3 separate regions of the Mus musculus genome follow, and regions 2 and 3 are each linked to region 1. Evidence: chromatin loops called from intact Hi-C (ENCODE). Cell type or tissue: left cerebral cortex. All regions are shown on one strand.

Evidence for each region. Peaks named below come from ENCODE experiments on the same cell type or tissue, not always from the same donor. Only the 100,000 strongest peaks of a DNase experiment are listed, where the experiment ranks them.
Region 2: a loop joins it to region 1, with 2.8 times the contacts of the local background. A loop is called at or near these places in 5 of 42 quality-filtered maps.
Region 3: a loop joins it to region 1, with 5 times the contacts of the local background. A loop is called at or near these places in 3 of 42 quality-filtered maps.

What each region holds. Positions count from the first base shown.
Region 1 is chr9:94,740,353-94,742,852 of GRCm38, reverse strand. The region is part of intron 4 of Slc9a9 (solute carrier family 9 (sodium/hydrogen exchanger), member 9); the gene reads right to left. Among named protein-coding and RNA genes, the nearest start is that of Mir7656, 10 kb to the left of the region's middle. In left cerebral cortex, no CTCF peak of the experiment used is centred here; a DNase peak (open chromatin) is centred at 1,362; H3K27ac peaks cover 386 bases.
Region 2 is chr9:95,071,060-95,073,559 of GRCm38, reverse strand. All of the region lies in intron 12 of Slc9a9 (solute carrier family 9 (sodium/hydrogen exchanger), member 9), which reads right to left. Among named protein-coding and RNA genes, the nearest start is that of Gm32018, 240 kb to the left of the region's middle. In left cerebral cortex, no CTCF peak of the experiment used is centred here; a DNase peak (open chromatin) is centred at 937.
Region 3 is chr9:94,837,602-94,840,101 of GRCm38, reverse strand. The region is part of intron 5 of Slc9a9 (solute carrier family 9 (sodium/hydrogen exchanger), member 9); the gene reads right to left. Among named protein-coding and RNA genes, the nearest start is that of Mir7656, 87 kb to the right of the region's middle. In left cerebral cortex, no CTCF peak of the experiment used is centred here; DNase peaks (open chromatin) are centred at 766, 944 and 1,218; H3K4me3 peaks cover 477 bases.

The DNA of each region.
Region 1 (2,500 bases):
TCTGGTATGGGGTTATGTGTTTGAACACCTGGTCCCCAGTTAGTGGCACTGTTTGGGAAGGTTGTAGAACATTTAGGAAGTGGAACCTTACTGCAGGAAGTAGAAATAGGGGGTAGATCTTGAGCCTTTATAGCCCAGTCCTAATTCATGTTCCCAGTCTTATGCTGTTGACCTAAACATGTAGGTTCAGAGTCAGGGGAAGGGCAAGGAGTTGTCCCTTTGTCATGAAATCTAACAAACATTCCATTTATTTGGAATCTAACATTTCCCTGATCACTTCAGACTCCCAATGCCCTCAAGTCAACAGACATGAAAGATACAAGATTGAAGGGGTCTTTGGGTCTTCTTACATTGTACCAAGGATATAGAGAGCTACTAAGGTCAAGAAATATGTGACAGGGTCAAAGTACCTGCAAAGATGCTACCATAAGAAACTGAGGCCACTTGAGAAACTGGAAGATCTCACTATAACGTTGAAGCAGGCCTTGAACACCCAATCTTCCAGCCCAGAGCCAGCAGGATGTCCATAGACAAAAACTGCACTCAGAGTGAACCTATCCTATGAGAGAGGTTATGCGTGCTACAGAGCAGAGCTGGTAGCAAAGCTACCTAAGCTATTTGGACTGAGATGATTCCACCATGAGTCCCAAATGCCAGGCATGGAGGTACAGGGTCTTTTTCCTCCATTCTGGGTGCCATCTTTCTTCAGATCACTCATTCTTTATTATGCTCCATTTCTCCTTTTTTCAAATATGAGTGTATACGCTGCACCCTTGTATGTCAGAAGCATATACTTTAAAAATGTTTATTTATAGAGAGTCACAATTAGGAGATTGCCTCAAGTTTCTAAAAAGACTTTAGACTTTGGATTTTTTTTTTTTAATATTGTTGAGACTATTAAAGACCAGAAGGAACTTGCAAAGTTGGGTGGGATATGTTTTGCATCAAGACTTGGCCATGGGCCTGTGAGCGGCAGAAGTAATTTAAATGTACATAGCCCCACATAGGCGCAGATATTTCAACCCTTGGTCCATACTTAGTGGTGATGTTTGGAAGGTTGTAGAACCTTTAGAAGGTGGAACCTTGCTGAGGTGTGTGTGGGGTTGGGGACAGGCTGTGAGACTTTACATGCCAGCTCCACCTCTTGTTCAGTAGATGCTGGCATAAAGTGAACAGCCTGCCCCATGTCTTCCCTGATCACTACCCTGCCTTCCCCACCGCAATAGACTATATATCCCTGGAATTGGGAGCCAAAAGAGCCTTCTCTCCATGAAGTTAGTTTTGAGGGTGTATTTTGGTTCCAGCAACAGAAACGTTACTAACACAGGCAGACTTGTAGCTGCTTGGAGACAAGATTGTTGGCTGAGAACCTGAGCCGAGGTGGGGTGGTGGGATGATAACAGAATTACTAGCAGACAATTTCAGACCTCCAACCTACAGCAGAGTCAGAGCCAAGCAAATCCAGACCTTAAGATGAAATCTGTGCCATTTAATAATTATCTCAACTATCTCAAACTAATATTTATTAGTTACATGGCGGGCATCCCGTTCTCAGCTTTACAAGTATTCACTCTTTTTTATCTTACCAACATTGTGGGTTCTCTTATTTCCCAGCTGAAGACACCACGATAAAGTTAAATAAGCTGCCAATTTTGTGTAAGGAAAAGGAAGGATTGGAGAAATCTTTCTGGTCATAATCGCTGTCTATAACTATTTGGCAACACTATAACTTTCCACATCAAACATGTCATGCCAGTCAGTAGATGACAGATTATCTGAGGACTGCCAATGTCGTCCCCAGAGAGTTCCCCACACCAGAGGTCAGACTTGTCAAATCAAAATGGGCATATGGCCCAACCACCCACTCAACTCTCCTCCTGGATACTAAGCACTAGGATTGAAATGACATTTTTATGATTGGTCTTTTTTTCTGCTGAGAAACAGTACAATCTCTTTAACAGTTGCTTTCCTTTTTACTGGACACACACACACACACACAGAGAGAGAGAGAGAGAGAGAGAGAGAGCCCATGAGCAGACACAAAGAGATGCACAGAGATACAAAGTGAGCAATTGCTGTCTAGCACCTACATCCAGGACTTTCTTGAGACCCAGTCTCCTTTTCTGGCAGCAGATTTGATGAAAGCTAAGCTATCCAAGCTGCTCCATATTCCTTACTGTCAGTCAGGTCACCATCCTGACTCAAACCCCACAAAGGGTCTGTGTGGTCCCTCCTTGTCCCTGTTTAATGCACCTTATGCATTTCTGTCTTCTTTCTGGTAAGGTATCATCCTTCCTTAAGTCTGGGCAGGATTCAGTGTTAGAGAGCTCTAAGAGCATCGGGAAGAAGCACATGTCTGTTTTCTATTGGAAAGACTGGCAACAAAACTACCCAGCCAAAGTCACTGCAGGTCAGATCCCCGAGTGCAGAGCTCACACACTGCATTGTGAGCGTTGGGGAACACTGCAGACGGGCTGAGAAAATAGACAGACTCAGAGCC
Region 2 (2,500 bases), 330 kb before region 1:
TACACATGTGCTCTGATGAGGTGAGTGCCTTTACCAAACGCTTTCAGCTGTAGGATTTCAAGACGTAGCTCAGCAGTATTTCAAGACACAATCTGTGCTATTTCTTCAGGAGCTGCTTTGCTGTGTTTTATGTGTTTTAATTACTGCTGTAATGTGCTGCCCTCGGAGGTGCCTCTCTGAAAGGGTATCCCCTAAGACACAAAGACCTAGATAAACGAAGGAATCCACAGACGAGGGGGTCATGTTAGTAAATCCAGTGAGCCACTGTCTAATGAGTTTTCTTTCTTTTTTAAAGCTTGGTACTGGGTGCGAGGCAGCAACCGTCTCTCTTCCAAGCCTACCCGCTGAAGTGTGATGACCAAGGTCAGCCACAGAGCATGCGCAGAGCTGAGACTGCAACGTAATACTTCCCAAAGGCTCTCTTAATTCTTCACAACCCGGATTCATGCTACCATGTTTAAATTCAGTCTCACCGTCCCAGTGAGTCTAAAAGTCATAGCGCCAATGAAGGCAAAAGAGAGCATTTTGTACTCAACTCTGGTGGCAATTGAAATCTAGTTCTCTTGGCCAGGAAACACATTCCATAGGCTCAGTTCCTAACCTGAGTCATATTATCCCAGTCACACACTCAACGGCAGTCCTTGGCTTAATAAAGTAGGAAATGAACCTTTGACTCCCGAGAGTTTCCTGACTTGTGGTGGGCGTTGCAACGACTTAAGCCACCCCCACACCCCGCAGCCACATCACACAAGTTCCGGTATCTAAGCACAAGCGAGGTCAAAACAAAAGATGAAATTTCATAAAAGAGTTGCAGCTACGCGTTTCGCTGTTTTAACCGACTTCCTAAAAAACACTTTAGAATCAGCTCCAACTGTGTCTAGAAATGAAAAAACGGAAACCAAATTCAACACCCTCACAGTAAAGTTCTTTGGTACTGGGTTGGACAAAAGCCCAGGTTTCCTCTGTGTAAATGAGGTCAAGAGCCCGGGTCAGCCAATTGTAAACTAAAGTCCCTGCATCCCATTTTCTCATGGCCAAAGGCTCATGGTCAGTGAAGTTGCCAGGTTTCCACAAAATTGTGGTGCAAATGTATGGCCTAACGCCATAGTTTGAATATGAAAGTGTTCCCACATTCCCGCTCCTCCCCCTCCCCCTCCAAGGTTCATGTTTTGAAAACCTGGTCTCTAGATGGGGACGAGTTGGAAGAAGCAGATGACTGTGTGGTGGGAGCATGTCCTTTGTAAAGGGTCCTCCCCTGCTTTCTTTCTCCATTTCCTGTCATCACAGAGGTAAAGAAGTTCTTTCACTAAAAGCTCCCACTACAGCGGGTGGTGTCCTGTCCAGTCACATTGAGGCCAAGTAGCTAAGGACTGACAAATCCTCTGAAACCAGGAACAGAATAAATCTTTCCTCCCTTTGATTTGCCTGTGCCAGGCATTGGGTCGCAGCAATGAGAAAAAGGGGAAAGAGCCTGATGCAGCTGATGGTCCAGGCTCAGTGCTGGAGCCTGGAGCGTTCGAAACAAAGGAACCAAGGAAAACAACTTGAGGGGTTGAGAGAAAGTCTCAGTCCATAAAATGCTTGCTCTGCAAACAGGAAGACCCAGGGACGGTGGCACCCTTCTGTATTCTCAGCCTCCGTGTGAGGTGGGGGTCAAAGACAGCGGGATCCTTGGGTTTTGCTGGCCACTCAGTATAACCAATCAGTGAATTCCAGGCTGATGAGAGATACAGTCTCAAAAAGTAAAACAAAACAGCAACGTACGCATATGTACATATACGAGCAAACACACACACACACACACACACACATACACAGAGAGAGAGAGAAAGAGAGGGAGAGAGAGAGAGAACAATTTTTGCATGTTTTCTTTTCCCTGAAACTCCCAATCCCTAACCTACTTGTGCAGACCTGTGAGGGGCTGCTTCCGATGGGGACTTACTTATTTACAGAGAGTTCTTTTAAAACGTTCTTTGCTCATCATCACAGAAGTAGCCTCAGTCCAGGCACAGCGAGTCCCCTTCACCAGATTGGCTGTGTAAGGAAACAAGCGTTTTCTTTTTCCCTTCCCGATCCTTTCTGCGGCATCCCTCTCTTTATCTTGGCTTTGCTAAGTTTGTGGGTGGGGTGGGGTGGGGGGATGTTGGGATACTGAATCTCAGTGGTTGAGAGAGGATGTGACTAGCACATAAACAAAAGCATGGGTCTTCTCTGCAGCAGGGCCACTCTGCCCTCTGGAATTAGATGGAAGGCAGAATCTAAGGGCACTGATGCAGGGAACAAGGCAGATTTGGTGGGAGACTTGTGAAATCATTTATCGATGCCTTCTGCTCCAGTGAATTGGAACGATCATCGGTTTAAAGAGTAAGCTGAGAAAAAGGAGACGGGGGCTTGAGAAGAGCGAAGGAGAAATTATTAAGCGGTATGAGAGAAAACGGGCTTGGGAACTTCAGGATGATTGATGCTCAAAGGGTTCAAGCGCCTACACTGTATGCCAGGG
Region 3 (2,500 bases), 97 kb before region 1:
ATTTTGGTGAATAGAATGTTGTTTAGTTTTCTTTTGAATTCACAAGGTAGGATACTAAACCAAAGATGAGCAGTTGAGTGTCTGGCTACTTGACACTTGGAAATACAGAGGTATGGAGGGCCAGAGATGACAAAAAAAAAAAATCAATATATAATATGATATACAAAAGGATGACAGCCTCCCTGACAAAACAAATAACTGAAGACCACCATCAAATAGTGACACACAACAGTGACCAGAGAGCATGATCAAAGAGACCAAAGGAAAACACAAATCAAAAATAAAAACTGTGAATTACGCCAAGTTAGTAATCATTTTTCCCATGTTAAAAAAAAATGAAGACTTAAGTGAGGAGTTCAGTGACAAATGAAAAATTATGAGAGACAGCCCAATTAAGTCACCCCTATTGAAGAAGCTTTTCTCCAAAAATAACAGTTCTGCTTTTAATTATAGGTTCTTGGGTCTGCTAATCAGCCATCTTCCTCACGACTAAGCTTGGTGCAAATAACAGAAAGGGATTCAGCAAGATGCCCTGTTTAATTAGAAGGAATTTAATTAAAAATATTTTTATACACATGACCAATCACCATTATTTATGCAGATGTTCCATCATGCTGCCTTGGAGACGCTTCCGCGCACCCCGCATGTCCCCCTTTAAATATGCGGCTGCGTTTTCTGCAAGAGGTCCTATGAAATGAGAAGCACCGTGGCTGGTAGTTAATACCTATTTTTATCAAAACAGCAGTGCAGCTCCCACATCACCCGTGCAGCGTAACCATAGTAACCCCAAATAGAAAGGGTCTTCAGATTATCATTGCGATCAAAGGTAAAACAGTTCATGTGCCTTTGAAACAGTTACACCGTGGTAAACTTTAAAGGATGAAAGTGGCTCTTCTAAATCTTGTTTTTCTACTACTTAAATGTTAAGAGAAAAATTTGACTTGCAAATGCAGTGTATGGAAATGCCTCTCATTTTGGACAACTCTTCCTCAAAGTGTTAGTAACCGAAAAGATGAATATTCACATGTGCACATTTCTCTAGTGCTTCCATCTGAGTGTGATATGGAAACGATAATCGTATTTTAATGTTATATGAATGTTATTAATCACGATTAATAATATTAATAATCATGTTTCCAAGTCAGAGAATTTGTTTCAGAGAGAAATCCCACATTGAAGAGCTCAAGATGAGAAGCTATATTTTGTGCCTCATCACCGGCTCTGGTGAGGATGGTAGACGCACACCCCATGGGCTGAACTGCAGACAATGACTCAGGGTGTGGACTGGCAGTCAAATTACAAAGGAAAAGCATCTTTAATGAGAAGAGTAGTGAAGCTGATTTAAACAATAGCGAGAGGCCAACCCAAACACGGGGATCTGAATGGGGCTTTATAATATATGGGCAGTGTAGGATGGGTGGGAAAACATTAGCAGGTGGGGGATAAAAGGCGTAAGTGGCCACAGCTGATTAGTCTATTAAAGCATCCATGATCTAGATAGCACCAGAGACCAGCATAGATACCGCTATGGCCACAAGCAATTAATAGATGGAACAGCAGGGCAGTACCCACACACCCAGCAATTGCTATGAGTTCAGAATCTTGGAGTGTAAAACAGGTATGTAAACGCAGAGCTTCCACGGGGAATGGCTCTAATTCTTTCTTTCCTTCCTTTGAACATCTACACTGCGGAAGTGGACAGTGGCAAGAGGCGAAGGAGAGAAAGCAGATTCTTTATGGTGGCTACTTTATTGAGAACAAACTTCTGGCAATTTTATGTGCAGTCACAAATAATTAAAGTGCTATAGGAGGGGTATCTGAAGAGCCAGTTAAACGCCCAAGAAGAGTTGATTGTTGTTAAGTTTTATTATAGATATTATTATAGAAAACTTAGCAATTTATAAGTAATCTTTTACAAAGCATCTTATTTGATCTGTCAACAGCTCTGGGGAGAAATAGAAAATACTTTTTGTTTGATTTTGTCTTGTTTTGACAGGCATATTCAAGGATGCACAATATAAGTTCCAAGAATTTAAGGCACTAAGCTGTGGTTAGTCCTCCACCATGCAAGCTGGGGACTGACTCAGCTCAGATACAACCCCACCATGCACGATACCACCCCTCCACACACAGTACCACCCCACCACGCACAGTACTACCCCACCACGCACGGTACCATCCCTCTACGCACAGTGCCACCTCTCCACGCATAGTACCACCCCTCCACGCATGGTACCACACCTCCACTCATAGTACCACCCCTCCACGCACACTACTACCCCACCACGCACGGTACCACCCCTCTACGCACAGTGCCACCTCTCCACGCATAGTACCACCCCTCCATGCATGGTACCACACCTCTACTCATAGTACCACCCCTCTACGCACAGTGCCACCTCTCCATGCATAGTACCACCCCTCCATGCATGGTACCACACCTCTACTCATAGTACCACCCCTCCACGCACAGTACTACCCCACCACGCACGGTACCACC